2 separate regions of the Homo sapiens genome follow, and region 2 is linked to region 1. The links are chromatin loops, found by intact Hi-C in ENCODE. Cell type or tissue: CD14-positive monocyte. All regions are shown on one strand. Links, peaks and the distances in the headings refer to the core of each region. The heading gives the core; the rest is flanking DNA.

Evidence for each region. Hi-C counts contacts between places; a loop is a spot of excess contacts. Peaks named below come from ENCODE experiments on the same cell type or tissue, not always from the same donor. Only the 100,000 strongest peaks of a DNase experiment are listed, where the experiment ranks them.
Region 2: it touches region 1 in a loop (2.2-fold over the local background); 3 of 110 quality-filtered maps call a loop at or near these places.

Annotation. Positions count from the first base shown.
Region 1 is chr1:51,705,155-51,721,810 of GRCh38, forward strand. OSBPL9 (oxysterol binding protein like 9) reads left to right here. Exons shown (of 24, transcript NM_024586.6): 4 at 8,849-8,925. It also overlaps the pseudogene GAPDHP51 and the pseudogene SLC25A6P3. Among named protein-coding and RNA genes, the nearest start is that of OSBPL9, 96 kb to the left of the region's middle. In CD14-positive monocyte, for the core only: no CTCF peak of the experiment used is centred there; no DNase peak of the experiment used is centred there.
Region 2 is chr1:51,639,474-51,656,129 of GRCh38, forward strand. It overlaps OSBPL9 (oxysterol binding protein like 9), which reads left to right. Exons shown (of 24, transcript NM_024586.6): 2 at 12,518-12,568. Among named protein-coding and RNA genes, the nearest start is that of OSBPL9, 31 kb to the left of the region's middle. RefSeq lists a silencer at 8,347-8,555. In CD14-positive monocyte, for the core only: no CTCF peak of the experiment used is centred there; a DNase peak (open chromatin) is centred at 9,068; H3K27ac peaks cover 1,289 bases.

The DNA of each region.
Region 1 (16,656 bases), core at 5,285-13,284:
TCCAAATCACTAAAGAAATCTTCCTCATTCCTGTTTTTTTAAGAGATGGGGTCTCACTGTATTGTCCAGGTTGGTTTCGAACTCTTGGGCTCAAGTGAGCCTCCCATCTCCTGGGGCTGCAGGCGTGTGCTGCTGCAACTGGCTTTTATTCTTTTTGATACCTGCATAGTATTCCTTGATTTATTCAACCATTCTCCTCTGTATGAGTATTTAGGGTGTTTCATATATATATATATATATATATATTTTTTTTTTTTTTTTTTTTTTTTTTTTTTTGAGACGGAGTTTCGCTCTTGTTGCCCAGGCTGGAGTGCAATGGCGTGATCTCAGCTCACCACAACCTCTGCCTCCCTGGTTCAAGCGATTCTCCTGCCTCAGCCTCCCGAGAGTAGCTGGGATTACAGGCATATGCCACCACACCCAGCTAATTTTGTATTTTTAGTAGAGTTGGGGTTTCTCCATGTTGGTCAGGCTCATCTGGAACTCCCGACCTCAGGTGATCCGCTGGCCTCAGCCTCCCAAAGTGCTGGGATTACAGGCGTGAGCCACCACGCCTGGCCCCAATATTTTAAAGTTACAAAAAATGCTATAGTAAATAACCTTGTTCCATATATATTTTTGTATTGTTAGATGTTGATCGATTTTTTTTCACATATTCAACCAACTTTGTATTTCTAAAATAAACACAACTTGGACATGATCTATTAATTTTTTAAGGTCATGGTCATTCATTCATTTCACATTTTATTCTTAGTACATTCCACTGGGAGAGGAAAGAGTCATGCATCAGTATATAGATTGTGCTATTCTGTTGTACTGTTTTTATATAGGATTTTTGCATGTCTGTTTATTCTGTTAGATTTGCCTATAATTTTTCTCTAATAACAGTCTTGTCAGATTGGTGTCAAAGTTATGCTGGCCTTAAAAAAGAGTTGTGGAGTGTTCACTCTTTTTCCATTATCTGGAAGATTTTGTATTAGAGATTGGCATTATTCCTTAAGAATTCTCTGGTGAAGGCTTCTAGGCTTGGATTTTTCTTTATGAGATGATTTTCAATTATTTTAATATTAGAGTGTTTTTGACCTACCAAAAGGGTACTTTCCTGTGGCCCAACCTAATAGTTATAGCACTATCTAGGTTTTTAAAGTTGTTATTGTGGTAGTTTTGGTAAATTGTATTTCCTTAAATAATATTTTCCACTTAATTAAAATTTTCAGTTTTATAGTCAGGGAGTTATGAGTATGTGCATCAGTTGTGATGTCCTCTTTCTTATTCATGGCATTAATGATCTGTGCCATCATGTTTGTGTTGTCTTCGTCCCTTCCTCCTCCTGTCATTTTTGTTAGAGGTTGATCAATTTCATTAGTTATTTTTAGGTAACCAACTTAGGCTTTAGTGACCTATCTATTGAATGTTTGCCCTCTATCTCATTAATTTATGTTCTTTATCAATTCCTTTTCTACTCATTTTGAACTTCTTGTTGTTTTCAGCCTTTTTGCTTTTATATATATATGCATTTAATATATATATGAATTTATATATATATATATGCATTTAAGGCTACAAATTTCCCTTTATGCACTACTTTAACTGTATCCAATGAATCCATATATCATATTTTCATTTATTCAGTTCTACATGTTTTCTAATTTCTAGTGCAGATATTTTTTCCTGACCTATGGATTATTTAGAAGTATTTATTTTTAAAAATTCCAAAACATCTCAGTATTTTGTTTTATTTTTCTTTCTTTCATTCTCCTTTTGGCTGCATACAGGGGACTTTATTGATGGTACATGACAAGGTGGGGCCTTCCAGGCCCCTCCCTCTTCAGGGGGTCTGGCATGGAAACTGTGTCAAGAAGAGATTTTTGCATGTCTGTTTATTCTGTTAGATTTGAGTGCAGCAGGTATTCCCCAGCAGCTGAGGTCCTCTCTTGTCCTTTAGTTAGTGCTCTTGCTGGAGCTGGTGGTCCTGGGCACTTACTCCTTGGAGGCCATGTGGACCATGAGGTCCACCACCCTGTTGGTGTAGCCAGATTCATTTTCATTGTCATACCAGGAATTGAGCCTGACAAAGTGGTCATTGAGGGCAGTGGTGGCCCCATCATGGAAGGTGGAAGAGTGGTTCTCACTTAAAGTCGGAGGAGACACCCGGGTGTTCAGTATAGCTCAGGATGCCCTTTAGGGGGCCCTCTGGTGCCTGCTTCAATACCTTCTTAATGTCATCGTATTTGGCAGGGTTTTCTGGATGGCAGATCAGATCTGACATGTAGGTGGTGGGGACTTGGAAGACCATGCCAGTGATCTTCCCATTCAGTTTGGGGATGACCTTGCCTACAACCTTGGCAGCACCAGTAGATGCAGGGATGATGTTCTTGAGAGCCTCATGGTCGTCATGCCACAGTTTCCCAGAGGTACCATCTACCCACATCTTCTGGGTGGCAGTGATGGCATGGAGTGTGGTTATGAGTCCCTCCACAATGCCAGAGTTGTCATGGATGACCTTGGATGGGGGTGCAGTGATCAATTGGTGGTGCAGGAGGCATTACTGAGGATCTCGAGGCTATTTTCTTACTTCTCATGGTTCATGTCCATCACAAACATGGGGGTGTCAGCAGAAAGGACAGAGATGAAGACCCTTTTGGCTCTCCCCTCTAAGTGAGTCCCAGCCTTCTCCATGGTAGTGAAGTTGTTGATGGACCCAACAACATAGTCAGCACCAGTGTCACCCCCATTTGATTTTGGTGGGATCTCACTCCTGGAAGATGGTGATGGGATTTCCCTTGATGACAAGCTTCCCATTCTCAGCCTTGATGCTGCCATGGAACTTGCCATGGGTGGAGTCATACTGGAACATGTAGACCATGTAGTTGAGGTCAAAGAAGGGGTCACTGATGACAACAATACCTGCTTTGCCAGAGTTAAAAGAAGCCCTGGTGACCAGGTGCCTAATACAGCCAAATCCGTTTATTCCAGCCTTCATTTTCACCATGGTGTCTCAGGGACACGGCTGGTGGTGCATGAGAAGGGGCGGCTGTCTGTCAAATGAGAGGAGCAGAGAGCATCAAAAACCCTAGTATTTTCTAATTTATCCTTTTTTTTTCTTTTTCTTTTTTTTTTTTTTTTACTGGTTTCTAGCTTAAATTTCCACTATGGTTAGAGAATATATGATTTCAGTCCTTTGATATTTGTTGAGACTTGTTTTAGGGTCCAATATTTGGTCAGTTTTTAGAAATATTCTGTGTTCTGCTTAAAAAGAATATCTGTTTTACATTTGTTGTATTCAGCATTCTGTATATGTTCATTGAATCAAGTTTATTCATCAGACTGTTTAAATCTTCTATGTCCTTATTAATGTTTCATCTGCTTGCTTTATTGATTAATGCAAGTGATGTAACGTGTCACTTGTAAGCATCATATACTTTTACAAATCTTAAAGCCTTTGTATTTTAATTAGCACGTTTACTTCACTCACATTTAATTATTGATTTTTTAGGCTTAAACATTTGCCATCTTACTGTATGCTTTCTTTCAGTCTCGTATATTCGATTTCTTTTTTCTCCTTTCTTGTCAATTTTTGGATTATCTTTATTATTGGATTTTTTAATTTTAGAAGTTAAACACTTAAAAAGCTTTTCTTTTAGTGATTATTTTAGATATTATAACATGAATCCTTCAGTTATCAAAATCATTGATAATTTTATCTTCTTCCCAAACAATGTAAGAAACTTAAAACTTTTTATTCCATTTTCCCTTTTCCAATCTATATGCAGTTGTTTTGTATATACAATCTATATGCAGTTTAATTTTGCATATATTTATTTAAAATCCCATGAGAGCCTTTTGGTCCCAGCAGCAGCAGAGCTGAGCAAGCAGCTCCCTCCCTCCCTCCGCTGCCCGCTGGCCAGCAGGATGGAACAGGCCACACTCCTTTGTCAAGGACTTACTGGCCGGAGGCATTGCCCTCGCTATTTCCAAGAGGGCAGCGACCCGAGTTGAGCCAGTCAAGGCACTGCTGCAGGTGCAACATGCCAGTAAGCAGATTGTGGCGACACCGTACAAAGGCGTGGTGTGGTGGGCTGCAAGGTCCACATCCCCAAGGAGCAGGGCACTTGTCCTTCTGGAGGGGCACCTGGCCAGCACCATCCACTGCTTCCCCATGCAAGCCCTCAACTTTGCCTTTAGGGATAAGTACAAGCAGGTCCTTCTGGGAGGCGTGCATAAGCATGCACAGTTCTGGAGATATTTTGCAGGCAACCTGGCTTCCTGAGGGGCGGCTGGGGCCATCTCCCTGTGCTTCTTCTATCCCCTGGAATTTGCCAGAACCTGCCTGGCAGCCAACGTTGGGAAATTGGGCATATAGTGGGAGCTCAAAGGCCTGGCAGACTGCCTGGAGAAGATCAAGGCTGATGGGATCCGAGGCCTGTCCCAGGGCTTCAGCATCTCGGTGCAGGGCATCCATATGTACTGGGCAACCTACCTCAGCGTGTATGATACAGCCAAGGGCATGCTCCCTGACCCCAAGAACACCCACCACATGGTGAGCTGGATGATTGCCAGGCCATGACAGTGGCCCATGTGGCCTCCTACCTACTCCTCACAGTGCGGGCGGATGGTGATGCAGTCCAGGTGCAAAGGAGGTGATATTACGAACACGGGTGCCCTTGATTGTTGGCAGAAGCTCTCCTAAAATGAAGGGGCGAAGCCTCCTTCAAGGATGCATGGTCCAACATCCTCACAGGCATGGGGCCAAGTCTGGGCCTGTATTATGAGCTGAAGAAAGTCACCTAAGTGCATATGTCTCCTCCATAGAAATGGCAACCCAGAGAATCATGTAGAATACTTAACTATTGTAGATTATGGACCTTCAAGAAATTCTGGTCATCTTTGTCCTGGCCAGAGATCATGTCTGTAGAGGGCTGAGGTAGGCTCTAGAAAAGGGGTTCATTGTGATCACATTCCCCTTTGGCACCTGATTCCATGTATTGATTACTGGGGGTGGGAAAATCATGACGTCATTGTGAGCACACAGGCGAGGCAACTCCAGCTCAGACCTAGAGTCCAGATGCTTATAGGACCTGAGTTGTGTTTAAGTATTTATTTAAATAAAAGGAATTGTATTTCCCATTTGTACTTAAGCACTAGCTCTTCTTTTGCACAGTGAGTATTTGTAATTATGTTCTGTGTTAGGTGTGCTGCTGCAAAACAATAAAAACAGGACACTGAGAGCCAGAAAAAACCCCCATAAGATATTATTAAATATTATGATTGTATGTAGAGAATATTTAGTTTTAGCCACATACTTATAATTTCTGTTGCTCTTCATTCTGTGCAGCTCCTACCACCTTCCATCAGGCATTGTTTATGCCTAGAAAAGAATACTTTTTAGAATTTTATTTAATGAGCATCTGCCGATAGCAGATTCTGGTTTTGTCAGTCTGAAAATGAGTTTATTTCATCTTAATTCATAAAGGATATATTTCAGTGAATTCTAAATTGACAGTTACTCTCTTTTAGCCATTAAATGTCGTACTCTATTGTCTCCTGGTTCTCATTGTTTCTTTTGAGAGCCTACCTGAATTTAATTGTTGTTTCTTTGAAAGTAACCTGTCCTTTTTTCTCCCTGGCTGTTTTAAAGATATTTCCTATATCTTTGGTTTGCAGTATTTTTACTGAGATGTGCCCAACTTGTGGATTTCTTTGATTTATCTTGCTTGGGATTCCTAGGACTTCTGAATGTCTTTAATCAGTTTTGGAAAATTCTCAGCCGGACAGTGCTTCCGTGCCATGCTCTCTTTTGTCTTCTTCTGGGGTTCCAATCACATGTGTGTTACATTTTCTCATACGCTGTATTGCTTACCCTTACTTCTATATTTTCTTTTTTTTTTTTTCCCAAGGCAGAAGAATTTTTCTTAGAGCAGAACAAAATGAAAAGTCTCCCATGTCTACTTCTTTCCACACAGACACGGCAACCATCCGATTTCTCAATCTTTTCCCCACCTTTCCCCCCTTTCTATTCCACAAAGCCGCCATCGTCATCCTGGCCCGTTCTCAATGAGCTGCTGGGCACACCTCCCAGACGGGGTGGTGGCCGGGCAGAGGGGCTCCTCACTTCCCAGTAGGGGCGGCCGGGCAGAGGTGCCCCTCACCTCCCGGACGGGGCGGCTGGCCGGGCAGGGGGCTGACCCCCCCACCTCCCTCCCGGACTAGGCGGCTGGCCGGGCAGAGGGGCTCTTTACTTCCCAGTAGGGGCGGCCGGGTAGAGGCGCCCCTCACCTCCTGGACGGGGCGGCTGGCCGGGCGGGGGGCTGACCCCCCCACCTCCCTCCCGGACGGGGCGGCTGGCCGGGCGGGGGGCTGACCCCCCACCTCCCTCCCGGACGGGGTGGCTGCCGGGCGGAGATGCTCCTCACTTCCCAGATGGGGTGGCTGCCGGGCGGAGAGGCTCCTCACTTCTCAGACGGGGCAGCTGCTGGGCGGAGGGGCTCCTCACTTCTCAGACGGGGTGGTTGCCAGGCAGAGGGTCTCCTCACTTCTCAGACGGGGCGGCCGGGCAGAGATGCTCCTCACCTCCCAGACGGGGTCACGGCCGGGCAGAGGCGCTCCTCACATCCCAGATGGGGCGGCGGGGCAGAGGCGCTCCCCACATCTCAGATGATGGGCGGCGGGGCAGAGACGCTCCTCACTTCCTAGATGTGATGGTGGCCGGGAAGAGGCGCTCCTCACTTCCTAGATGGGATGGCGGCCGGGCAGAGATGCTCCTCACTTTCCAGACTAGGCAGCCAGGCAGAGGGGCTCCTCACATCCCAGACGATGGGCGGCCAGGCAGAGACACTCCTCACTTCCCAGACGGGGTGGTGGCCGGGCAGAGGCTGCAATCTCGGCACTTTGGGAGGCCAAGGCAGGCGGCTGGGAGGTGTAGGTTGTAGCGAGCCGAGATCACGCCACTGCACTCCAGCCTGGGCACCATTGAGCACTGAGTGAACGAGACTCCGTCTGCAATCCCGGCACCTCGGGAGGCCGAGGCTGGCGGATCACTCGCGGTTAGGGGCTGGAGACCGGCCCGGCCAACACAGCGAAACCCCGTCTCCACCAAAACCAGTCAGGCGTGGCGGCGCGCGCCTGCAATCGCAGGCACTCGGCAGGCTGAGGCAGGAGAATCAGGCAGGGAGGTTGCAGTGAGCCGAGATGGCAGCAGTACAGTCCAGCTTCGGCTCCACATGAGAGGGAGACCGTGGAAAGAGAGGGAGACCGTGGGGAGAGGGAGAGGGAGAGGGAGAGGGAGAGCTACTTCTATATTTTCTATCTCTTTGACTTACTGTCTTTTGTTCTCATGGGTTTCTTCTAACTGCTCCCAGTTCTGTAATTGTCTCTTTGGTTGTACTTAATCTGCTGTTGAACTCATCTATTAAATTCTTAATTTTGATTATTTGTCACTTTTGGAATTTATATTTGATTTGATTATTTTATAAATCTAAGTGGAAAAAAACCCTAAAAATAAAAAAGGAAAAAATTATGTCATTTATGCAATAATCTGGAGCTCCTGTTGATCTGTTTCTGTTGTCTTTTGGTTCTCATTTATGTGTGGTTTTGTCTCCAAAAGTGTCTCCATTTATGTGTACTTGGTTATCTTTGCTTATGTGCTAGACATTGTATTTTAAAAATTGTTTATGTAAATTTAATTTAGCAGCTAAGATGATGTTATCTTCCTACAGAAAAGATTTTCATTTGCTTTTGCTAGTAGATGCCTGGCGTCACTAAAAATCTGTGATCATTTAAATCAATTTCAGGCATCAAGATTTTTCTGGGCCACCCATATGACCAAGCAATTGTTTTAATTCTAGTTTATCACTACTCCCACAGAGAAGTTGTTTGGGGTCCCAACTAGAACATGGACTGTTTACCAGAGCTCCCATTGTTGGTGGGCCCTGGCTTCCAACTTCTGGCCTGAAAAGGCTTGTGTGGTTGGTTTTTTTTGTTTTTTTATTTTATTTTATTTTATTTATTTATTTTGAGACAGAGTCGCCCTCTGTTGCCCAGGCTGGAGTGCAGTGGCACGATCTTGGCTCGCTGCAACCTCCGCCTCCCGGGTTCAAGTGATTCTCCTGCCTCAGCCTCCTGAGTTACTGGGATTACAGGGACCCGCCACCATGCCTGGCTAATTTTTGTATTTTTAGTAGAGATGGGGTTTTACCATGTTGGCCAGGCTGGTCTTGAACTCTTGACCTCAGGTGATCCGCCCGCCTCAGCCTCCCAAAATGCCGGGATTACAGTCATGAGCCACTGCACCCAGCCAGTTTTTTTTTGTTCTTAAATTAAAGAAGTTTTAGGTTCACAGCAAAATTGAACAGAAAGTAGAGTTCTCATATACCAGCTTCCGCCACACACTGACAAGCTTTTAAGTGCATTGTCCGGTCTGCAATTCCTCTCCTGGAATTTGCAATGCCTCCATGAGAAGTGTCCCTAAATACAAGGTTTATCTTCTAAATTTTTTGTCTTCTCCCAGATCTTGGCTTGGTAATTCTTTATTACCTTGTTGGTTTGTGATGCCTTCAACCAGTTGTTTTTTAAAAATCAGTCTAGCTTTTCTAGTTGTTCTCAGTGGGAAGGTTGGTCTGAACTATGTAGCCTGCTATTATTGAACACAATTATTCCCTTTCTTATAAATTGTTGCAAGTAGATTGCATATCTGTAAAAAATATTAATAGATCAAGCTGAACCTATTAAGGAAATGGTACAACTAAAAACCTTTTCTGTTAGCCATCATAGTTTTAAAATGATATTTTCAAATATGGAGATATATTATAGAATTAAACTTTTAATTTTAATGTATAATCTTTTATTCCAGCCCGTGATGCTGATGAGCGAGAGAAGTGGATCCATGCCTTAGAAGAAACAATTCTTCGACATACTCTCCAGCTTCAAGTAAGGGTCTTTACATGGTTTCCAGATAGTTCATTAGTTGTTGCTTTCTTTTTTTGTCTGTTTTCTGTTTTTTTTTTTTAAATAACTGTGGTATGATGTAATAGGAACTTATAATTTCTGAGTTGCTTATTTTTCCTTTACAGTTATAGTAAAGTTATACTCATTTATTTTCTCCTGCTTTCTGCAGAGTAAAATACTGATTTTTGTCTAGAAACAAGACAGTGCAAGACAATGTTGAAAGTGAAATTCTATGTTAAAATATGCCAGATTTATTTTAAGAATTTAATATCTGTAGTCAGTTATCAATACAACCAAATTACATAATTATGCATGATAATAGGTAAATACTGAGAAGTTCACCTCATTTTCTTGTTAAAGGATTTGGCTATTACCGTATGTGTCAGTTAGTACTCTTTTGTATGGTAGTGAAAGAAAACTCAACCCAAACTGATTCATGAAGAAGAAAGTAAATCTGGTTAGATGTGGTTTGAATTAGGTAATTCATGTCATGAGGACTCAGATCTCCCATCTCTATTTCTACGTTCCACTTTTGCATTGGCTTCATTTTCGGTTAGGTTCTCCCTTGGTGGTGGTAAGGTGGTTGTAGCAATGTCAGCCTCCCATTTTTGGAACCGAGTCCATAGGAGGCTATTCTTTCTAGACCTTAATAGGAGTAACACAATTATTGCTCATCACCCTAGCTTTGGCCATGTGTCAAATCCTGACCAGTCACAATTTCACAGTCATAGATTCTACCCTGGAGCTGGGATGTTACTGGCCTCACTAGAAACACATTGCTGATAGGGTAGAAGGTGTGTTCATCCTACCCAACCCGACCCGCACCAAAGTCAGAATAGGGAAAAACAGATGTTGGGTGACATGCAACTAACGTCTGCCGTACTACACTGAAGATATTTTTCTATGTTTATTCTCCAGTGAAAGAGCTTATATTTGTGGTACATAGGGGATTTTGTTTTAATTTAGAAAATTTAATTGTAGAAAACATGTTTTATAACCCTTTCTCTGTACTTTGTTCTATATCAGGAATTGACTTGATTAGATAAGGTGACATAGGGTATCTTAGGCCCTACAAGATAGTAAACCCCCCATCACTTGAAAGTATTCAGTAGAGGCTTAAAAAACATTATTAAAGGATGTGGTTATTAGGGGACTTTAAGAAATGAATATGAAATTGAAGTAGGAAATCTTTAAGCTACTCTGTGAGTTATGCCTTTTAAAAGCAATTTGTAATTCCTGTAGATTTCTTTTAAATTTAGGCAGTTTCATAAATGACTATAGCATCATTTTAGCAAATTTGTGATCCTGTAAGAGGAGGATAAGTGTTTTTTGTTTGTTTGTTTGTTTTTTGTTTTTTTGAGACAGAGTCTCACTTTGTACCCCAGAAAGTAAATCTAGTTAGATGTGGTTTGTCTCGGCTCACTGCAACCTCCACCCCGTGCGTTCTAGCAATTCTCCTGCCTCAGCCACCACACCTGGCCTAAGAGGGGAGGATAAGTGTTTTAGTGATCATATTAGACTGAATGTGGCAGATGAGATTTCCCGCCCCCCCATTGTTGGTTAGACTGACATTCAACATTCAACAAGAGCCACCTGCCCTTGTAGGCATTTCTGCCACTATACCCCTACATAAACCTAGAGTGCTATTGCTTACTTGCTTTCCTTCAAATACATTTTTTCATTTGTGGCCTCCACATTCTTGTGTGTGATGTCCTTTCTCTGTGAAATGTCTTCTACCCTTTTTTTCAAAGCCTAGTTTAGAACTGACCTCTTCTATGAACCCTCTGCCGACTGGCCTTTCCTTCCCCAGTCCCCCAAGTTCAAAATGATCTCTTTCCTTTGAATACTATAGTATTTGCACAATTCACTATCTCCTTATCATATTCTTCTTGTTTATTTGTTATCAGCTGATGTTGACATCATAAGTTCAGGTTCCTAACTAGATCCAATATTGGAATTTTTCAGCTTTTGCTAAGAAGAGAGCTTGTATGTCTTTGGGAATAATGGGCAGAAAAAGATAACTTTGAGAAGTCTTAGACTTCTAATAGCTTTGATATTTAAAAGTACATGTAATACAAGAGGTTTTTTTCCTACATTTAATGCATGGAGAAGATAGGACATTTAGAAATATGGAATTAATGTTCATTTGACTGGCAAAAGATTATTTTCTCAGATGTAGTGAAGTGTGGTAAAGAACTTCACTCTAGAGCCAGAATGTCTGTGTTTGTATCCCAGAGCCCACCACTTACATTTAACCATTAACATTCAACTTACTGTCTCTGAGTTTCAGTGGCCTCATCTATAAAATGAGGATAATAAGAGTACCTACTTCATAGAGTTGTTTTAGTGGTTAAATAAACTAACGTAAACTTGCTAGAACTTGATAAACTAATATTGGATGAGAACTGGTTGAAATAATGCCTGGCTATAGTAAAAACTTGGTAAATGTTAGTTGCCATTACAATGCAACTACTGTTCCTACCATTCCCTCTGCCAGTGCCTGGTATTCAGTAGCACTCAGTAAATGTTAGTTAAATGAAGAAATAACTGAAGGAATGAATGAACAAATGGTTGATGTAGAGATTGCTTTTCCATTGTTGTTTATTGAATATTTTGAGATGTATAACATACTGTCTGTTAGGCACTGTGGGATGGGCACTCACGGAGCTGTCTTCCAAAGGGGTATAGGAGAGGAGACGCAGTGATCTCAGCAACCTACCTTTAAAACATATCCTAGTATCTACTGCCATGTTAGGTTCTCTTCTTTTGCTTTTTTTAAAAAAAAATTCTCACAAAACTCCCCCCACCCACTTCAGTTTATAGATGAGGAAGCTCCTACTACATAATAGTGCTTCCCAGTCTAATTCTTGACCTCATTGTATTTATATGTCCTTTTTTTTTTTGACAGAGTCTCACTCATTGCAGTGGCACAATCACAGCTCACTGCAACCTCTGCCTCCCCTGCTCAAGTGATCCTCCCACCTCAACCTCCTGAGTAGCTGGGACTACAGGCATGCACCACCACGCCTGGCTAATTTTTGTATTTTTTTGTAGAGATGCGGTTTTGCCATGTTGGCCAGGCTGGTCTCGAACTCCTGGGCTCAAGCCATCTGCCCACTTTGGCCTCTGAGAGTGCTGAGATTATAGGCATGAGCCACCATTCCCAGCCATGTTTTCCTTTTTCATTGAACTTTATCTACTTTAGCCATTAAACTCCACTCCATTGGTCTTGTCATTACTAAGAGCTGAACCACCTGCAAAATATTAAGTTAAAAAGCGTTTTCTTTGACAACAGTTTTCTTTTCTTCATCTTCCTCTATCACTTTACTTCTGAACTTTTATTCTCTCATTTTGATCTGACCCCTACTTCTCTGTTTTTCCTGGCCATTTAGTACTTTCTTGTTTTGCTCATCCCATTTCCCAGTGGAGACCTTCTGGTCTGCTGCTTTATCACTGGTTTTGTTAGAAGACATACAAATGGCAAGGAGGTATATGAAAAGGTGCCTAACATCATTGATCATCAGAGAAATGCAGACCAAAACTACAATGAGATATCATTTCACCCCAGTTAAAATGGCTTTTTTTTTTTTTTTCCAAAAGACAGGCAATAACAAAGTACTGGTGAGGATGTGGAGTAAAGGGAACCCACATACACTATTAGTAGGAATGTAAATTAGTACAGCCACTGTGGAGAACAGTTTGAAGGTTCCTCAAAAAACTAAAAATAGAGCTACCATATAATCCAGCAATCCCACTGCTAGGTATATATCCAAAAGAAAGGCAATCAATATACGGAAGAGATACCTGCACACCCAGGTTTATTGCAGCACTATTCACAATAGCCAAGATTTGGAAGCAACCCAGGTGTCCAACAGATGAATGGATAAAGAAAACATGGTATATAAACACAATGGAATACTATTCAGCTGTGAAAAAGAATGAAATCCTGTCATTTGCAATCCTGTCTTGAATAGAACTGGAGGTCATGATGTTAAGTGAAATAAGACAGGCACAAACTTCACATGTTCTCACTTATTTGTGGGAGCTAAAAATTAAAACAATCGAACTCATGGAGCTAGAGAATAGAATTATGGTTACCAGAGGCTGGAAGGGTGGTTGGGCGTATAAGTGTAGGGGGAGTGGGGATGGTTAATGGGTACAAAAAAATGAGAACGAATAAGATCTACTTGATAACACAACAGGGTGACTATAGTCAACAGTAATTATACATTTAAAAATAACTAGAAGAGTATAATTAGATTGTAACACAAAAGATAAATGCTTGAGGTGATGGATACCTATTTACCCTGATGTGATTATTACTTATTTCATGCCTATATCAAAATATTTATACTCCAAAAATATATATACCTACTATGTACCCACAAAAATTTAAAAATTTATATATTGTTTTTGCTATCACCTTTAGAATTTCTTGTCATTGGATAGTTCGTCTGTATACCATTCTGGTCTTCATTCCCCAGGGCCCCCGTTGTCTGATTTTTCTGCTTCTAGAACTGTTAGAGGTCACAAAAGCAAGATGGTTGTATCTATCACAATTTTTGTCTGACTTTAACTGGGTATCTGTTACGATTTAGTAGTCATCTTACTGACTTCTTGTTGGTTTCCAATTGAATCCTCACAGTAGACTGTTTTCATTGTAATCAGTATCGAATTATAGCCTGTTCCCTTCTTCATAAATGAAGGCTTTCTTCTTCAACAGTTCTTAGTGACTTCACCTGTACTTTATTTCTCTGCTTTGAATATTTCGAAGAAAACATATTCTTGCTCTTTCCCAAGGTTAACACTACATACATTACCTTGACCACAGGATGTTTTCTTGCAGATTGTGACCTAATTCCATCACCCTTCAGCAGCCCCCACCGTTTTCATGGATTCAGCTAAACCTTCTGTAAGATGACTCTTTTTCCCCCTAATCTTTATATCTCTTTTGATATGTAGCTTTAGTCTCACTTTTTTTCCTTTTGGATTTTGCCAGTTAGATGTCTCCCTGGAATTCCACTTCAGCATGGCTAAGACTAAGCTTGTCTTCTCTTTCCTCCCCAAAGCAAATTGTAATTAGGATAGACTGAAGGTGACAGAAGATAACTAAGATCTTCTTCATCCTTTCGGCTCTTATGGAAGCTGAATTCCAGTAGTCATTCTAAATTTGTTGTATGTCAGCTTATGGTATCTTTTCATGTCTTTACATTCAGCCAAAGAGGAAGTTCCTTGAAGGGGAGACCAGAGGGCGTGCTGTGCTTCTTAATCCTCTCTTTCTTAACCAGTAAGAGGCATTCAGTAGATATCTGATGATACTGATTAATAGAGGGGAACTTTTCAGATTCTTTTTTTTTTTTAACCCTAGTAAGCTTTAGTACAAACTAAATGCTGAGAGATTATCAAGTAAGGGATTGATCATCACAAGAAGACTCAGGATGTTACATCCTGTAGGTTTTATAGTTTCCTATATTGTAAAAAATATGAGTTATAGCAGCTTGTCTGGATGTCATACAGGTATAAAAATCAGTTTTATAAACTTGAGTAAATTGGGGCCCATTTTAGAAAAAACTCTTGCAGGCTGTGAATGCCAATATATAAGTAAAGTATTAAGTATAATGTTATTTAATGTGGGCAAACATAAAGCCAGGTGTAAATTTTTTAGGTTTAAAATCTTATAGAACTATACATCCAAAAGAAAATTTCAAGTTAAACATAATACAAAGCAATACAATCTAAATTAACATTAATTTAATGTGATGAATGATATTGCCTTGCTAAAAGTGGGTCACTACTTACAATGTGCAAATGGTACTCATCGTTAGGGTATAGATTCTTTTAAACTATGACATACGTACACTACCATGTGGAACGTGATGATGTGTTCTCTGTTCTAACTACTGGGAAGACTTCCTTGGCATAGCACATGCCATGGGGTCAGTTGGCTTTGACTTCATATAGATATGCCATTTACTTGGTCAGTGTCACTTCTATGACAAGTAGTATGTTGTGCCAGTTTGATTATAAGTACAAATATGGGCAATGAAGTAACTTGGTTTTAAGGTTGTTACTAAGCTGAGTAACAGTGTGTGGCTATACAAATTTTTATAGGCTATCAGGAATGAAAACACAGGAGATTGTTGTAGATTCAAGTATTTTAGATTCAAGTTTGAAGATGCTCATGCAGATGTTTAACTGAGTTGTATAGACCTTTATGTTTCTTTCTTTTTCTCTTTTTTTTTTTTTGAGACAGAGTCTTGCTCTGTCACCCAAGCTGGAGTGCAATGGTGTGATCTCGGCTTACTGCAACCTCCGCCTCCCAGGTTCAAGCAATTCTCCTGCCTCAGCCTCCCAAGTAGCTGGGATTACAGATGTGCACCACGACGCCCAGCTGATTTTTTGTATTTTAGTAGAGGCGGGGTCTCACCATGTTGTCAAGATGGTCTCAATCTCCTGACCTTGTGATCCACCCACCTCTGCCTCCCAAAGTGCTGTGATTACAGGCGTGAGCCACCGCGCCTGACTGACCTTTATGTTTCTTAACTTTATGCTATACATCAGTTGATATTTCAAAAATTTAAATGGTTTCTATGATTATTCTTTGGGCTAAGAAATTGGGCATTAATTGTCCTCATATGTATGGTTTTTGTGGCTACTTCATGTAGATTTTATTTTTGGTGGTTATCAAATTGGAATTTTTTTTTTTTTTTTTTTTTTTGAGACGGAGTCTCATTCTGTTTCCCAGGTTGGAGTACAGTGGTGCAATCTCAGCTCACTGCAGCCTCGACCTCCCAGGCTCAAGCAGTCCTCTCACCTCAGCCTTCTAAGTAGCTGGGACTACAGGCACGCACCACCACACCTGGCTAGTTTTTTGTGTTTTTAGTAGAGATGGGGTTTTACCCTGTTGGCCAGGCTGGTCTTGAACTCCTGGCCTCAAGTGATCCACCTGCCTCAGCCTCCCAAAGTGCTGGGATTAGAGGCATGAGCCACCACACCTGGCTGAAATTGGAATTTCATTGGTACTGCCTGTAATTTTATGTTAATTTTTTTTTTTTTTTGTCGTCACTAGCTTTTATCTAAAGCCCCTAGAGAGAAAGGCCATGATACCTTGTATACAAGGTTATAAGAGTATACAAGGGAAAGGGAGGGCTGAAGGGAACAGGGTGGGCTGGTACAAGCCTCATTAGAAATACCATTGAGTCTGTGAGTAAAACATCATTATATGAAAAGGAGATGTGGTTTTAGGGTGGTCCAATTACTTTTGCACCAGCCTAATAAAATTACAAGTCATTATCAATAGAGACATTGTAAAACCTTTTTTTTTCCCAAAAGAAGTATCAGGTATGATAATTACATGTCTGCCCAACTTTCGTTATAGATTAACATAACTTAATTGTATTTAAGGTACAATTTAGGAGAGTTGCTGAAAAATGAATCTTTAGTATTGGGATGCCTTGATTCTACCCTCAATAGCTATAATGGATTATGTGTCTGAGTAGATTAATAAAAATCTTTTGAGCATTTTTCTTGAACTACTTCACTGAAGATTAGCTTTTTGAGCATCCATTTTAATTTCTCAGTATATAAGGATCGGTTTATCACAACTGTATTGTTTTCCCTGGCCTTGTTAGATTATATTTTCATATCATGTAGAAAAATAGGTGTATTCGTTCTCCCTTGAAGTCCTTTGTCTCCCAAAGGAAATGGTTGCAA
Region 2 (16,656 bases), core at 5,631-13,630, 65 kb before region 1:
TAAATGTTCTTTGCAAAGTACAGTGTAGCAAGGGTAGCATATTGAGTTGGGGTGGTGGGGACAAGGATGAGTCAGAAACTACCTTTGGGAGAAGTGATGAGACATGCACATACGTTATTATCATGTAAGATAGAAATAATAAGTGCCTTAAGAAAAGTAATATGGCATGCTGTATATTAATAAGTTCAGAAGGAGACCTCACTTTTAGCTGTGAGAGATTCATAGCAAGTCAGTGAGTTTATTGCTTGATCTTCAACACAGTGTACTTTAAGCAAAGTAAAATTAACATTCAAATAAATTTAAGTGTCCTCATGTAACAGATTCGGGGAGGCATTCCTAGTTGTTTTTTTTTTTTTTTTTTTTTTTTTTGAGATAGGGTCTCGCTCTGTGGTCCAGGCTGGAGTGCAGTGGCGCAATCAGGGGTCATTGCAGCCTTGACCTCCTGGGCTCAGGCAATCCTCCTGCCTCAGCCCTCCAGTAGCTGGGACTATAGGCACACACCACCATGTCTGGCTAATTTTTATTTTTTTTTAATTTTAGTAAAGAGGAAGTCTCACTATGTTGCCCAGGCTGGTCTCAAATTCCTGAGCTCAAGCAATCCTCCCACTTCAGCCTCCCAAAGTGCTGGGATTATGGCATGAGCCACCATACTTGGCCATTCTTTGCTTTATAAAAGGATTGTAGAATTAATGTAAATGGCAAGGAAATCTTCCTTACTGAATTTTAAATATGTTTGCACAAAACTTTTTCAGACACATTTACTTTGTAAACTCATATTTATATTTCCAATTAAACAGGTTTTTATTGATTGCAGTATATACTGGCACCAAGCTAGATTTTATGAGTTAATTTTTAAACTTAATAAGATGTTTTTAGTACTTAGTATGTGCTAGGAATAAACTGAACTAATCTTCTAAAAGCTTGCAGTCCTGTTGGAGATACAATTAAGTAGTTACAATCAAGATATAATCAAGTAGTTACTTTTGTGCTTTTGATTTAGTGCTTTTTATTAGATATTATTAATCTCTAATTGTTTTATTGTAATAATTTAAAATACAGTTGTAAAAATTTGATTGAAGAGGACTGAAAGTTTACAGAACCGGGGAAAAGGTTTCCCCTGTGTTACTTGGGAGTGTTGAATAGCTTGAATTGGGACTGAATGGGCATATTTTGAGTGAATTATGTTTGTTGGATGAGTAAGATAACTGGGAAAGTGGTCTGGGACCATTCATTGAGCAGACATTTATCTATTAATAATACCTTCCAGGTCCCAGGCATTAATTAGGTTCTGAAAGATAGGGTGGGAATAATAGTAATGTAAAGATAATTTTTTTTTTTTTTTGAAACAGGCTCTCACTCTGATGCCCAGACTGGAGTGCAGTGCATTGTAACCTCTAACTCCTGGGCTAACAGGATCCTTCCACCGCAGCCCCCTGAGTACCTAGGATTACAGGTGTGTGCCACCACACCTGGCTAATTAAAAAAAATTTTTTTTTTTAGAGATGGGTTCTCACTATGTTGCCCAGGCTGGTCTCCAACTCCTGGCCTGAAGTGATCCCCCTGCCTCAGCCTCCAAAATGCTGAAATTACAGGTGTGAGCCACTGTGCGTTGCCATATTAAAGCAGATTTAAGACTGACATTTAGCTAAATAGTTCTTAGTATGTTCTTAAAATTACTTTTTCCTAAGGATTTAAGAAATGGACCAAGCAGGCAGACCGCTGTGTGATTTGAGATTATTATGAGCTATTCTCTTGAGAATGCAGGTCATCTCATTGTTGGTCATTACCTTGCTCTGACTGGGGCCTCTTTTATAAGGGAATTAATCCCATTCATGAGGGCTCTGCCCTTGTGACCTAATCACTTCCCAAAGGCGCACCTCCTAATACCATCATCTTAGGGGTTGGGATTTCAACATATGAACTTTGTGGGGATGTAAACATTCAGTCCATTACAGTATGTATTCCTATAAATACATGTTTCTCACATTAAGTAAGCCATAGAAGGATATTTTCTAGAATAGTTTGTGAAATTAATTTTGGCAAGATAAGTTCTACTTTCTGATAGACTTATGTGACTCTTTCAGAAATTTCTTACCCTGGGAAAATAAAAATTGTTTCTGATTTTATTAATTTACTGATTTCCAGAAGGTTCTTTATTCTATAGCCAGCAAAAAGCTGCTTTTGGTTGCTTAACCCCATCCTAGATTACTTCTAGCAGGGCCTTACAAATGTGTTGATTATATCACCAACTATTTTGATAATGTAACAGTTGGAGGTTAGGATCTGTTTCTCAGCTTCCTGGGAGCACCGGGTCAATGCCGAGATAAATATCTGTTTAGATCTACAGAATAAATTGATTTTCACACTGACAGTATATCGAAGAGAATCTAGATATCCTAAGGTGTTTGCTGCCTAGATCTAGGCACACAGTATTGATTAGAATGTTTGGAATCAGCATTCCTTAGATGTTTCTTTACAGAAAAAGTACTGACTTTTAAAAAAGGTAAGTGTCAAGTGGTTATAAAGATGGTAGCTAGCGTAAAGGCCAAATGTTTTTTTTTCCTTTGAGGCAGGTTTAACAGACTTAGTAACACACTAAAATCTGTGAAGTTTAATTTGTCTTTGGGCAGCCGATTTTAATTTTCTGACCAACATAATCAGAATAAGAATAGAAGCTTCAAATTACTGGCTGTTGAGGCATAGTACATAAAATTGAGGGTTACGTTAATGAAAATTTAAATGGCTAGCTGTACTTACGTGTCTCCGTCCTATCATTTATTCAATATTTTTTGAGTTTCCTCTGTGTAATAGGTCAATATTCTCCTAGAATTTAAGGCTAATAGGGATGATGAAATTAAGTAATTTCAGAATTGTTTAATTACAGATTTATAAAGTACTTGGCAGGCTCTTAATTATTTATCTTTGTTAATTTTATCATGAATGCACACAAGGTATTCTGGATCAGAGACATTTCATAATAATAAATGTATTGGCCTGCTTTTGCCCTAGTCCTTACCCCTAGGATGATGCTATAAAAGCCAGGTCAATTGTCCTGCGTGAGTAGCCAGACACTCTGTAGGTGGGGGACAAGGAAAAATTATTTTTCTCTCCTATGAAGGGGAAATAGGCAACTGTCCCCCTCCCCTCATGAAATGGTCACTTAGGAAAGGTAATAAGCCTAAATCCTAACTCCAACCCTTTGGCATATCTGGAGTTTTATCTCTTTTTACATACAAATATCTAGGGAGATAGCTGTACCCCTTTTCTTAGCACCTTGGAAGCTTGGCCTAGGGAACTGCTCCAGGCTGTAACCTTTCAAACTTCTCTGGGAAATGAGAGAGGGTTTTATTATCCTTCCAGACCAGTTGAAAACAAAAGATCTAATCCTTATGGCATGCAGAAATGTTGCCAGGACCCTAGAGCTTTTTAGAAGAACATTGAGAAATCCATGGACATTTTATGTCTTAGTCTGTTTTCTGTTGCTATAACAGAATACCACAGACTAGATAATTTATAAAGGAAAGAAGTTTATTTTGGCTCATGGTTTTAGCAGCTGGAAGAGCATAGTGTCTTCTTGCTGCTTCATAACATGGTGGAGGGCATCACATGGTGAGAGAGGTAGAGCAAGAGAGGTGAGGGAAATTGCTTTTACGACAAAGTCACTCCATCAATAAAGAGCACACTCCTGTGATAGTGACATTAATCCATCAAGGAGGACAGAGTCCTCATTAATCTATTCATGAGGACGGAGGGATTAGGTTTCTAACACATGAACTTTTGGGGGATACACTCAAGCCCATAGGATTTTATTTTCCCACAGTATTATGGGAAAAAAAGGGTTTTATTATATCCTTGTTAGAAGTGAAGGGTTGGCTATCTGCTCTAGAGGTTCAGGTAAAGCTTCCCTCCTCAGGGAACTGAGGGTAAGTAGGAATTAGCCAGTAAAAAGAGTGAGGGTAGATGAGTAAAGGCACTTCAGGCAATGAGAACAATCCATGTAAAAGTCCTTAGGCAAGAAAGTGATTGGCTGGTTCAGGGAACTGAAAGATGAGTGTGGGTGGGGCCCAGGGATGATGGGGTATTTTGAGGTAGGCTGGAGCCAGGCCAAGCAGGGTCTCTAGAGAGAGCAAATTGATAAATGTGCATTTTATTTTAAGTGCAATGTAGAGCCATGAAGTACTTTTTTTTGCTTGCTTGCTTGTTTTGTTTTTTAATCGAAGAAGTAACCTGATCAGATTCATGTTTTGAAAAGACTCCTGGCTCCTGTGTGGAGAAAGGATTGGAGGAGAGGAAGAAGAGATAGAGAAGAATTAGAAGGTGATACAGGCTGGGTACGGTGGCTCACTCCTGTAGTCTCAGCACTTTGGGAGGCTGAGGTGGGTAGATCGCTTGAGCCCAGGCGTTTGAGGCAGCTTGGGCAACAAGGCGAAACCCCTTCTCTACAAGGAAAAAAAAAATTAGCTGGGTGTGGTGGCACATGCCTGTAGTCCCAGCTACTCTGGAGGCTGAGGTGGGAGGATCACTTGAGCCTAGGAGGCAGAGGTTACAGTGAGCCAAAATTGTGCCACTGCACTCCAGCCTGGGCAACAGAGTGAGACCTTGTCTAAAAAAAAAAAAAAAAAAAAAAAAAAAAGCAGGTGATACAATATTGGGATGTATTGTAGAGGGCTGGATTGGGGTGGTTGATGGTAGAGATGAGGTTAAATGAAAGGTTTTGAGAGTTTGTTTTTCTTTTTCCCTTATGACCTCATGAAAGAAGATTTGAGAGCTTTTATGAGACAGAAATGAGGGGACTTTGATTGATTGGATGGAAGAGAGACAGGATCACGAGTTAGTTTTATACATATTGAGTTTTGTTTTGTTTTGTTTTTGAGACGGAGTCTTGCGCTGTTGCCCAGGCTGGAGTGTAGTGGCGCAATCTCGGCTCACTGCAACCTCTGTCTCCCAGGTTCAAGCAATTCTAGCTGCCTCAGCCTCCCTAGTAGCTGGGATTACAGGCGTGTGCCACCACACCCGGCTAATTTTTGTACTTTTAGTAGAGACAGGGTTTCACCATGTTGGCCAGGCTGGTCTTGAACTCCCGACCTCATGTGATCTGTCCGCCTCAGCCTCCCAAAGTGCTGGGATTATAGAGGTGAGCCACCGCGCCCAGCCCATGTTGAGTTTTAAATGCCTTTGAGAAAGCCAGGTGGAGATGTGCTGAGGGAGAGAGTGGAGAAAATGTGAAATAGCCCTTGCCGAGAATGGGAGAGCAAGTCTACTGATGAATCATTTCCTGCTCTTCCCTCTGCCTGGGACTTTGCCCGCAGATTCTTCACTTTACTCGGTCCTCTAATTCAAATCTCAGTTCTTGTATCAACTCCTTGAAGAGCTTTTTCAAGCTACTTAAGTTAAAATAGAACCTCCTTTCCCAACAATAACTTTCTGATCATCACTGCTCTAATTTAAATGTGTCCCCCAGCATTCATGTGTTGGAAACTTAACTGCAACACTGCAACAGTGTTGGGAAGTGGGGGCTAATGGAAAGTGTTTAGGCAGTCCCCTTGTAAACAGATCAACGCCATCACAAAAAGGGCTCGCTCACTTGTACTCTTTGCCTTTCCACCCTCTGCTCTGCGATAAATAGGGCTCTCACCAGATGCTGGTGCTTGGATCTTGGAATTCCCAGCCCCTTAAAACTTGAGAAAATAAATTTCTGTTATAAATTATGCAGTCTCTGGTATTCTGTTATAGTAGCACAAGATGCACTAAGACAATCACCTTCCTTTATTTTCTTAACACTTATCACCAGCTGAAACTATCTTCTTAACTTGATTTTCTTAGGCAAAATATCTACTCACATCCTTTGCCCATTTTTAAATTGGGTTGTCTTTTTATTGTTGAGTTGTGCGAGTTCTGTATATATTCTCGATACTATACCCCTACCCAGATATATATGATTTGCAAATATTTTCTCTCATTCTTTGGTTTGTCTTTTCACTTTCTTGGTAGTGTTTTTTGTTTGTTTGGTTGGTTTTTTTTTTAAGACAGGGTCTCATTCTGTTGCCCAGGCTATGGTGCAGTGGCATGATTATAGCTCATCATAACCTCAAACTCCTGGGCTCAAGGGATCCTCCTGCCTTAGTGTGATAGTGTTCTTTAAGGACAAATGTTTTTAATTTTGATGATGCCCAGTTTATTAATATTTCTTTTATTGCTTGTGCTTTTGGTATCATGTAACCATTGCTGATTCCAAGGTCACAAAGATTTATACCTACGTTTTTACCTAAGAACTTAATAGTTTTACCCTTTAAATTTAGGTCTTGGATCCATTTTGAGTTAACTTTTTTTTATGGCATAGGGTAGGTATCCAGCTTCATTCTTTTACATATGGTTTAATCATCATTTGTTGGAAAGACTATTCCCTATTGGATAGTCTTGGCACTCTTGTAAAAAAAAATCACTTGATTATGTATGTATGGGTTTATTTCTATACTTGCAATTCTATTCCATTGATCCTATGCATATCCTAATGTCAGTACCACACTGTCTATTATTACTGTGGTTTTGTGTTGCATTTTGGAATTGAGAAGTGTGAGTCCTCCAATGTTGTTCTTTTTTTGAAGTTTGTTCTGGCTATTCTGGGTCCCTTGCAAAACCACTGAATTTTAGCATCAGCTTATCAATTTCTACAACAGAAAAGGGGAGTTAGGATTTTGATAGGTATTATATTGAATCTGTAAATCAATTTAGGGAGTACTGCCATCTTAACAACATTAAGTCTTTCAATCTAAGAGCATGAGGTATCTTTCTATTTATTTAGGTCTTCTTTAATTTCCTTGTGTTGTTTTGTAGTTTTCAGTGTACAAGTCTTATGCTTCTTTTATTAAATTTATTAATAAGTATTTTACCTTTTGATGCTATTATAAATGGAATTGTTTTCTTAGTTATATCTCCAAATTTTTTAAATCTGAAAGTATAGAAATACAATTAATTTTTGTTATTGAATTTCTGTTTGAAACTTTGGTGAGCTCATTTATTAGCTCTAATAGTTTGTTTTTGGTGTGGATTCCTTAGGATTTTCTTTGTTGTTGTTGTTTTTTGTTTTTGAGACGGAGTTTTGCTCCATTGCCCAGGCTGGAGTGCAGTGGCACAATCTCGGCTCACTACAACCTCCTGGGTTCAAGCGATTCTCTAGCCTCAGCCTCCTGAGTAGCTGGGACTACAGGCGCCCACCACTCCCAGCTAATTTTTGTATTTTTAGTAGACATGGGGTTTCACCATGTTGGCCAGGCTGGTCTTGAACTTCTGACCTCAAGTGATCCACCTGTTGCAGCCTCCCAAAGTGCTGGGATTACAGGTGTGATCCATTGCACCCAGCCCCCTAGGATTTTCTATATGGAAGGTTATGTCTTCTTCAAACAGAAATACTTTAAACTCTTCCTTTCTAATCTAGATGCCTTTATTTCCTTTTCTTGCCTGATTTCTCTGGCTAGTACCTCCAGTACAGTGTTGAGCAGGAGTAGCAAGATAAGACATTTTTGTCTTGTTCTTAGGTATAAAGCTTTTAATCTTTCATCATTACATATGCGGTTACCTTGGGCTTTTCATAGATGCCCCTTATTAACTCAAAGAAGTTCCCTTCTGTTTCTAGTTTGTTGAGTGGTTTTTATCATGAAATGGTGTTAGATTTTTTTAAAAGTACGTTTTCTGTGTCTTTTGAGATGATCATGTGATTTTTGTTCTTTATTTTATTAATATGGTATATTATATTGATTGTTTCTTATACGTTGACTCAACCTTGTATTCTTGGGATAAATCCCACTTGGTCATAGTATATAATCCTTTTTATATCTTGCTGGATTTTGTTCGCTAGTATTTTGTTGAGAATTTGTCCATCTATATTAGAAACAGATACTGTTTTTTACGTACGATTTTTTTTCTGGTTTTGGTATTAGAATAATACTAGCTTTATAGAAAAAATTGGAAAGTGTTCGCTCTTCTATATTTTGGAAGAGTTTGTGAAGGTATGTCGTTAATTCTTTAAACATTTTATAGAACTCACCATCTGGGCCTGCGCTTTTCTTTGTGAGAAGTTTTTTGATTACTAATTCAGTCTTTTTACTTATTTTACGTCTATTCAGATTTTCTATTTTTTCTTTAGTCAGTTTTGGCAGTTTATATCTTTCTTGGAATTTATTGGTTTCATCTAATTTGTTGTTCCTTGTATTTCCTTAGAATTTTTTTGTTTTTGTAAGATTGGTAATAATGTTTTTTTTCTTTCATTCCTGATTTTAGTACTTTGAATCCCCTTTTTTTTCCTTGGTCAGTCTAGCTAATGATTTATCAATTTTGTTGATTTTTTAAAGAACCAACTTTTGGCTAGGCACAGTGGCTCGCACCTGTAGTCCCAGCACTTTGGGAGGCTGAGGCAGGTGGATTGCTTGAGCTCAGGAGTAGCCCGAGAACCCCTTCTGAGTAGAACATATCAGTTCGATATTCCCACTTCATGGGGGTAATCCTGTTTTGTCATCCAGCTGAAAAGACAGTAGCATTCATTTCAGAGTGGTCCTTTTTTAAGGTACCGGGCCTTGTAGCTGGAGGCAGAGAGAGTGACAGTTACTGGGCTGTAGACCACATATCTATTTGTGCCAATTTGCTTGAAAAAGGACATTTGTTAGCAGGTTTCAGAACATTGGTAAGATAACACTCAGTAGGAAGATTGCTGGCGTTATGTCAGCTACCTTTCTTTCATTACCAGAAGCTACTAGGATTCATCAGAAATAACCTAATATTTGGTGAATGGCATTGGCTTAGACAGATTTGCTTCAGACCAGGAGGTAGCTGAAGATCACTGGCAGCTGGGACTTTCCTCCTTATCTCTGTGCTTCTCTTGCTGTGTAGGCTTGCTTTCTTCGCATAGAAGGCACAGGACCAGTGGCCTCTGTACCTCACAGCTTCAAGAGCAGATAGGAGGGAGCTCTTCCCTTTGCCCCGGTTGAAAAACTTCCTGGGAGATGACTCTGTCCTGCCCTGTGGGGTAGTGGGTCCTGTGATTGGTCAGCTTCCTTTATCAGAAAAGGCTGTGTCTGGTGAAAGCAGTCACACCAGCTTCCCTATAGCCCCGCATTAAAGCTGAGTGGAGAGAGGGAGGGAGAGGGCCCTGTGCTATTGTGAAAGAGGATAATTTGATGCTATTACAGCTCAGATAAGGTCTGGGAGAATGATTTGCCGGACAGGCATCTCCAACTGTGCAACTCAGCCACATTTTACATATGTAACACTGGGTAACTTACTTGATATCCCTAGTGTCATTTTCATTTTTAATATAGGAATAATTCTTACCATGCAAAGGCTTGTAAGGTTTACTGTATATAAAGTGCCTGTTACATAAGGGGCAGCAATGAGTGAGGATCTGCTGCTTCTGCTATTGTTATTATTAATGTTGCTATTATCCCTTTCTCCAAGTCCTCTTATTTAACGGTGTTATTTTTCTAAAACACACCTTTAAGAATGCTATTGCCCTCTTTGTAAACCTTTAGTAGCTCCCCATTAACTATTGAATAAAGTTAAATTTCCTTAACTACTCCATGTTTTTTTTCAGACCCTTCAGGATCTGGTCCCTGTAATCTTCTTTTCAGCCTCATTTTAAAAAATGTTTAATTTTAATTTTTTTGAAACAGTCACACTGTTTCCCAGGATGGAGTGCAGCAGTGCCATCTCTGCTCACTGCAACCTCCGCCTCCCAGGTTCAAGGGATTCTCCTACTTCAGCCTCCCAAGTAGCTGGGATTACAGGTGTGCACCACCATGCCCAGCTAATTTTTGTATTTTTAGTAGAGATAGGGTTTCACCACGTTAGCCAGGCTGGCCTTGAACTCCTGGCCTCACTCAAGTGATCTGCCCACCTCAGTCTCCCAAAGTGTTGGGATTACAAGCGTGAGCCACTGTTCCTGGCCTTCAGTCTTATCTGTAAGTTCCTGTCTGCACCCTGTGCTCTTGTCTGTACATCTACTCTCCTATGAATAGGAAAGTAAAGTTTTCTACATCTGTGCCTTCGCTGATGTTGTTTCCTTGTCTTGGAATGGCCTTTCCCCCACTACCTTCCCTTTCTTTTTATCAGATTTCTTTTTTCTTTCTTTCTTTTTTAAAGCCCCAGGTTGAAACTTGAAACCTGATCATTTCAGTTTTGCTTCCTTCCCTGATCTTTTTCCTTGACTGGGAGGAGCCTTCTGGAGTCCACAGCACTTATTTTTGCTCTATTACGATTGTTTACATGTTAGTCTTTTTTTTTTTTTTTTTTTTTTACATTTTGCAAGAATCTAAGCCAGTTGTTTTGTAGAATGTCACACATTCTGGATTTGCGTGATTATTTCCTGGTTGTATTTGTTTTAATTATTTTCAGTTATCTCTCTTAGTTTTTTCTTTTTTGTTGTTGTTGAAAAAAGGGTTTTGCTCTGTCACCCAGGCTAGAGTGCAGGGGTGTGGTCATGGCTCACTGCAGCCTTGACCTCCTTGGCTCAAGCAGTCCTCCCACCTCTCAGCCTCCTGAGAGCTGGGACTATAGGTGTGTACCACCACACCTAGCTAATATTTTGTATTTTTTGTAGAGATAGAGTTTCGCCATGTTGCCCAGGCCGACCTCAAACTCCTGGGCCCAAGTGACCCTCTTGCCTTGGACTCCCAAAGTGCTGGATTAGGAAATTAGGAAACGACTAGGATTATAATTGGCCCTCTTAATGTTGTTTAATTTGTAACCCTAATAGTTGTATTACCACTGGGACCTGTCTTGCCTTTTTTCTGTTTACTGTAATTTTATTTAAAAAATTGTGTTATAGTAGAAGAGGATCAAGGATGAATATATTCTTACCTTGTTTGGGTTAATTTTGCATTCTAACCTCATCAGGGATTTTCAAATCTAATTATTATTTTTGTGTATTTCCTTTACACTTGAAGGGAAGATAAGTATAGGGTACAGTAAAAGGGCGACTAAATGCTTAAGGAATGTTTTCATCAACTGTTTTCTTTCACTGTGTTATTAGTAAAGAACTCTTTTCAACTCTGCTTGGTATTGAGAAATTTTTTTCCTAAAATATATGATTCCTGATATTTATAGTTAGAACAAAAAGAATACTCTGTTTAGTATCTCGGTAATCACTTCTGAACATGAATTCTTACGGCTCAAGACTTTGGATGTAGGGCATCTATAGTTTCATGTGGGATAATCATCTTTAAAACATAATCATTCAATATTGGCTTGTTTTGCTGCTTTCTCACACAGGTGGAGTACAGGAAAATACCAGTTGTTCAAGTATTAAGTATTTGTTCAACTTCCATTATTTGAGATGTTACTTTGTTGTATTGCACATGACTAATTTACTCTTAGGAATATTTACTGAATGTAAACATAGCACTTTTGCATAACATAGGCTTTGCTTGGCTCAGTTTAGTAAGAGACACAGAAAGGCTAAGTTACATTTCATCAGTAAATGTTTTTTGAGCACCTGATGTGTACCAGACACTGTTCTGAGGCATAAGTCAGATACAATTCCTACCCCCTAAGGTATGTGTAGTCTTGTGGGTGAAGTAAACCAGCAATTATAACACAGGGTGATGCATGCCACAACAGGGGAACACACAGAAGACTCTGGGAGCCCAGGGTGGAAATCTAAATCAGACAGAGCTAAGGTGCTTGGAATGACAACGAGGCAGAACATTTGGGTCAAGAAAATTCCAAACTGAGGGACATTGGATGAGAAGTCACAGAAGCAAAAAATGTTACCCATTTGGGGAATTGCAGAGGTAAAGCTAAAGCAATACTTCTTGAGGTATGGTCTTCTGTTTGCCTTTGTCATAATTATCTGGGGGCAGCTGGGTGCGGTGACTCACGCCTGTAATCACAGCACTTTGGGAGGCCGAGGTGGGTGGATCACCTGAGGTCAGGAGTTCGAGACCAGCCTGGCCAACATGGTGAAACCCCGTCTCTATCAAAAACACAAAAATTAGCCGAGCATGGTGGCGGGTGCCTGTAATCCCAGCTACTCTGGAGGCTGAGGCAGGAGAATCGCTTGAACCCAGGAGGCGGAGGTTGCAGTGAGCCAAGATTGAGACATTGCACTCCAGCCTGGGCGACAAAGCGGGACTCCATCTCAAAACAAAACAAAAAAAAATAATTATCTGGGAGTGATTCTTAAACCTCCAGGTGATTCTTAGCCTTCTAGGTGGTTCTCTGACTCTCTAAAGTATGAGAAACATTCGTACTTAAGGGAATGAAGAAGGAATGAAAATAATGATGTAATATATGTTACATTAAAGGTATGTGTAAAGTTCTATGATTAGGTTAATTTATATAGACTGTATGACATTTTCATTTAAAATCTGTTTATTTTCCTATCCATAAGTAATTTCTTTTTGGAAGAGAAATTGGCAGAAGGGATGGGTATTACTGTAAATCTTGTCCTTTTATCCCCAGATGATTCTAAAAACAATTTACCAGTCTGTTAATGTTTTATTCATTGAATGCTTTGTTTTTCTTTTAGTCCAAGGACAAAATGATGAGAGGCTCTCGCAGAGGATGTGTTAGACTCAGAGTGAGTATTTATTCATTTTTATGAAAATCAATTTTGACAGAAGAAAATTGTATTCTGATAGAATTATGGAAGTCTAAATTTAGTTTAGCTTCCTTACATAATTGTTGGGGCAGGTATCTAAGTCTCAGAGAGAAAATGTGATTTCTCCAAGTAACTGTTAGTCAGTATCAGAACCAGGACTAGAACTCAGTTATTTTGGCCCATGATTCAATGTTGTATTTATGACTTAATGCATGTTCTGATTTTCTTAAACCTCTACTTTACAGACAAGAGACAAGGGCTGGAAATTAAGTGAGTTATGGTGTTGGTGGTATATCAACAGTAGAAAAAATGGAAAAATCCCAACTGTTAGCTGCCGCTGCTTTGTTTTTCCTGTTCAGCACTATTTAATCATGGTATATATAGCAGTGCTGTCCAGTAGAAATACAATGTTAGCCACATCTATAATTTAAGATTTTCTAGTAAGCCACATTTCAAAAGTAAAAAGAAACAGGCAAAATTAATATTTTATCTAGGTCAGTATATCTGAAATATTGTTATTTTAACATGTGATTAATAAAAAAAAATTAAGATATTTTACAATCTTTCTTTCCATACTAACTATTCAAAATCCAGTGTGTTTTTTACACAAAGGGTACATCTCAATTAGGACTAGCTGTACTTCAGAGAAGGGGATCAATAGCCACATGTGACTAGTGGCTGCCTTATGGTGCAGACCTATAGCTTCATGCTGCTTTCAGTTTCCACCATTGTTCAAATAGGTAAAGGCAAGAAAGAATGCATGGCTAGGGATGCAGTTTCTAGTATCCCATTGTATATGAAGAAAAGTGGCCTCTATCATAACTAGGTTAATCAGCTTCTAGGAACCTTTTCTTCAGGACCCTGTTGACTTCTTTCTTCCACCTTTTTTTCTGCATCCTTACTTTTGAAGATGTGAATATATTTGGTAAACATATTATTGCCCTTGTTAACAGTCCTTGATAGAACTGGGAAATACCGCTGAGAAAGACACCAAATTATAATAGAAAAATCCTGGCACTGAGATAGGAGTAGGTATGGGAGATTTGCAGGATGGAAATGAGACAGGCTTGTTTCAATCAGATGGTATATATGTGATAGCACAAAGATTTTTAAAAATTCAACTTCTAGTTTTTGTTTTTTTTTTTCTAAAATTTTCCTTTGGTTTCTCTTTTGTCTGTTTGGTGTAATTACTTTTCTAAGCACTTGCTGTTGACCTCAGTCACCAGTCAGTCTGGTATTAACTGCTCTTTTGGCTTGAGATAAGTTCAGTAGTGAGACTTTAGCAGAACTGTCTTGACAGAGCACTGCAGTTGAATTCCATTTGGATTTAGGCCACTGTCTCATTGTTACAGTTAATCCACTGGTTTTGTCTGTCTTTATTTTTTTGTTTTTGCTTTTAAATGTAGCTTAATTAATTATTAACCCTTCTAACTACCACCTTAAGAAATAGAATTTTGTCAGCTATACCTGAAGCCTCTCCACGTGCCCCAATTAAATAAATTACATCCCTTATATGTCTCCTAAAGTAATCACTTCTTACATTTGGTTATAACTTTTTTACCCAAATGTGTATCCCTAAGTCCTATAGTTTTCTTACCTATTTGTTTAACTTGATGTCTTTTGTTTACAATTTGTCTGTTGAAGAATCTGGACCGGCTGGGTGCTGGAGCTCACGCCTTTAATCCCAACACTGGGAGACCGAGCGAGGCAGAGGATCATTTGAGCCCAGTAGTTCGAGACCAGCCTGGGAAACATAGTGAGATCCCCATCTCTACAAAAAATTTAAAAAATTAGCTGGATGTGGTGACACATGCCTATAGTCCCAGCTACTTGAGAGACTGAGGCAGGAGGATCACTTGAGCCCAGGAAGTCAAGGCTGTAGTGAGCCATAATTGTGCCACTGCCTTCCAGCCTGGGTGACAGAGTGAGACCCTGAGACCCTATCTGAAAAAAAAGAAAAAAAAAAAAGGAATCCAGACCCTTTGACCTATAAGAATTTTCCATAGTATAGATTTTACTGATTGCACGGTGGTGCAGTTCACTACATTCCTCTGTCCATTGTTTTTGCTGCAAATTGGCAGCTGGATCCAGAGACTGGATCAGACTTAGGTTTGATCCCTTTGGCAAGACTGTAGGTGGTGGTGTGTTCTTTTAGCAGGAAGAACATAGTGTCTAGTTTTTGCCCTTTGTTGATATTAGCAGCTATTGATGTTCAGTACCTACACCCATTAACTCACTGAGGGTTGCAAAATAATGACAGGCTATCATTTTGTTTTAATTTTTATCAGAAATAATTTTATAAGGAGACATTTCATCTATTATTTGGTTACCCAGTGGTGCAGTTAAAATAGGCAAGATGACTGCTTGATTATTTCCTATTATTTACCAAATTTTAAAGGTAATGAATTGGCTTCAAAAACAACCACTTATATATGTGTTTATATGTATATTTCCAAAAGAATTGGAAACAGGGACTGAAACAGATGCTTATATATCCATGTTCATAGGATATATAACATGGATATATAGCATTATTTGCAATATTCATAGCATTATTTGCAATATTCACAGTAGCCAAGAGGTGGAAAGGATCCAAGTGGCCATCCACTGATGAATGGATAAAAAATGTGGTATATAAATACAGTCTATTATTATTATTATTATTATTCAGTCTTATAAAGGAAGGAGATTCTGACACATGCTGCAACATAGATGAACCTTGAGGACACTAGACTAAGTGAAATAAGCCAGTTACAAAAAGACAAAAAGGGTATGATTCCACTTATGTGGGATTCCTAGAGTAGCCAAAATCAGAGACAGAAAGTAGAATGGTGGTTTCCAGGGGTTGGGAGTACGGGAGATGGGGACTTAGTGTTTAATGAGTATGGAGTTTTCAGTTTGGAAAGATGAAAAAGCTCTGGAGATGGATGGTGATGATGGTGATCATCACATCATGAACAATGTGAATGTCCTTTATGCCACTGAACTATACACTTAGAAATGGTTGAAATAATAAATTTCATGTTAGTATGTTTTACCATACACACAAAAACACCCATATATTTCACAGTTTTATAGGTCAGACATCTCTGTTGGGTTTTGTGCTTAAGGTCTCGTATGACTGAAATCAAGGAGTTGGCTGGACTGGGCCCTTATCTGGAGGCTCTGAAGAAGAGTCCTCTTCCAGGCTCATTCAGGGCATTTGCAGAATTCAATTCCTTGTGATTGTAGAACTGAAGCCCTGTTTGTTTTTTGTTTTTTGTTGTTGTTGGCTGTCAGTTGTGTTCTGCTTTCAGCTTCTAGAGGCTGCACGTATTCTTGGTCACGTGGCCTAGACCCCTCCATCTTCATGTCAGCGATGTGCATTGAATCCTTCTGGTGCTCTGAATCTTTCTGACTTCCCATTCGGCTATCAGCTGCAGAAAATGCTCTGCTTTTAAAAGACCTCATGTGATGACATCGGATTAGGTCCACCAAATAATCTCCCTTTTGCCATGTAATGTAACATAATTACTCCTGCGATATCATATTCATGGTTTTCATCCATACTCAAAGGGGAGGAGATTATACAGGGGCAAGGGTCTGTGAGAGTCATTCTTAAAATTCTGCCTACTACACAGCATGACAGAGAAGAACCAAATATACCTGTGTTTGATTCCCATTTTTACCCATTCCTTTGTTGAGTGGAAAAGGGAAGCTATCATAAGCTTCCTGAGCTTTAGTTTCCTCTTCTTTAAGGTGGAGATAATACTCTTCTTGCAGAATTTTGTGACGATTAGGTCCTGGCACATAGATGGAACTTAATAATTAGAAACATGTATGTGTGTGTTTGTCCCTCTGTGTGCACACACGTGCATTTTACTAGGCTTTGTAGTATTTTCCAAAAATTAAACTGCCGAGGCTTTTAGTCAAGAAATATCTTGAGGGTTTGTTTACAATACAGTTACCAAGTCCACCTTCTAGATAGGCTGCTTTAGTGTAGTGTTCTGGAACCTTTATTTTTAAACAGATTATCCAGGTAATTATGTTGTGTAACCAAGAGGGACCACTGGTGTAGAAACAATCAG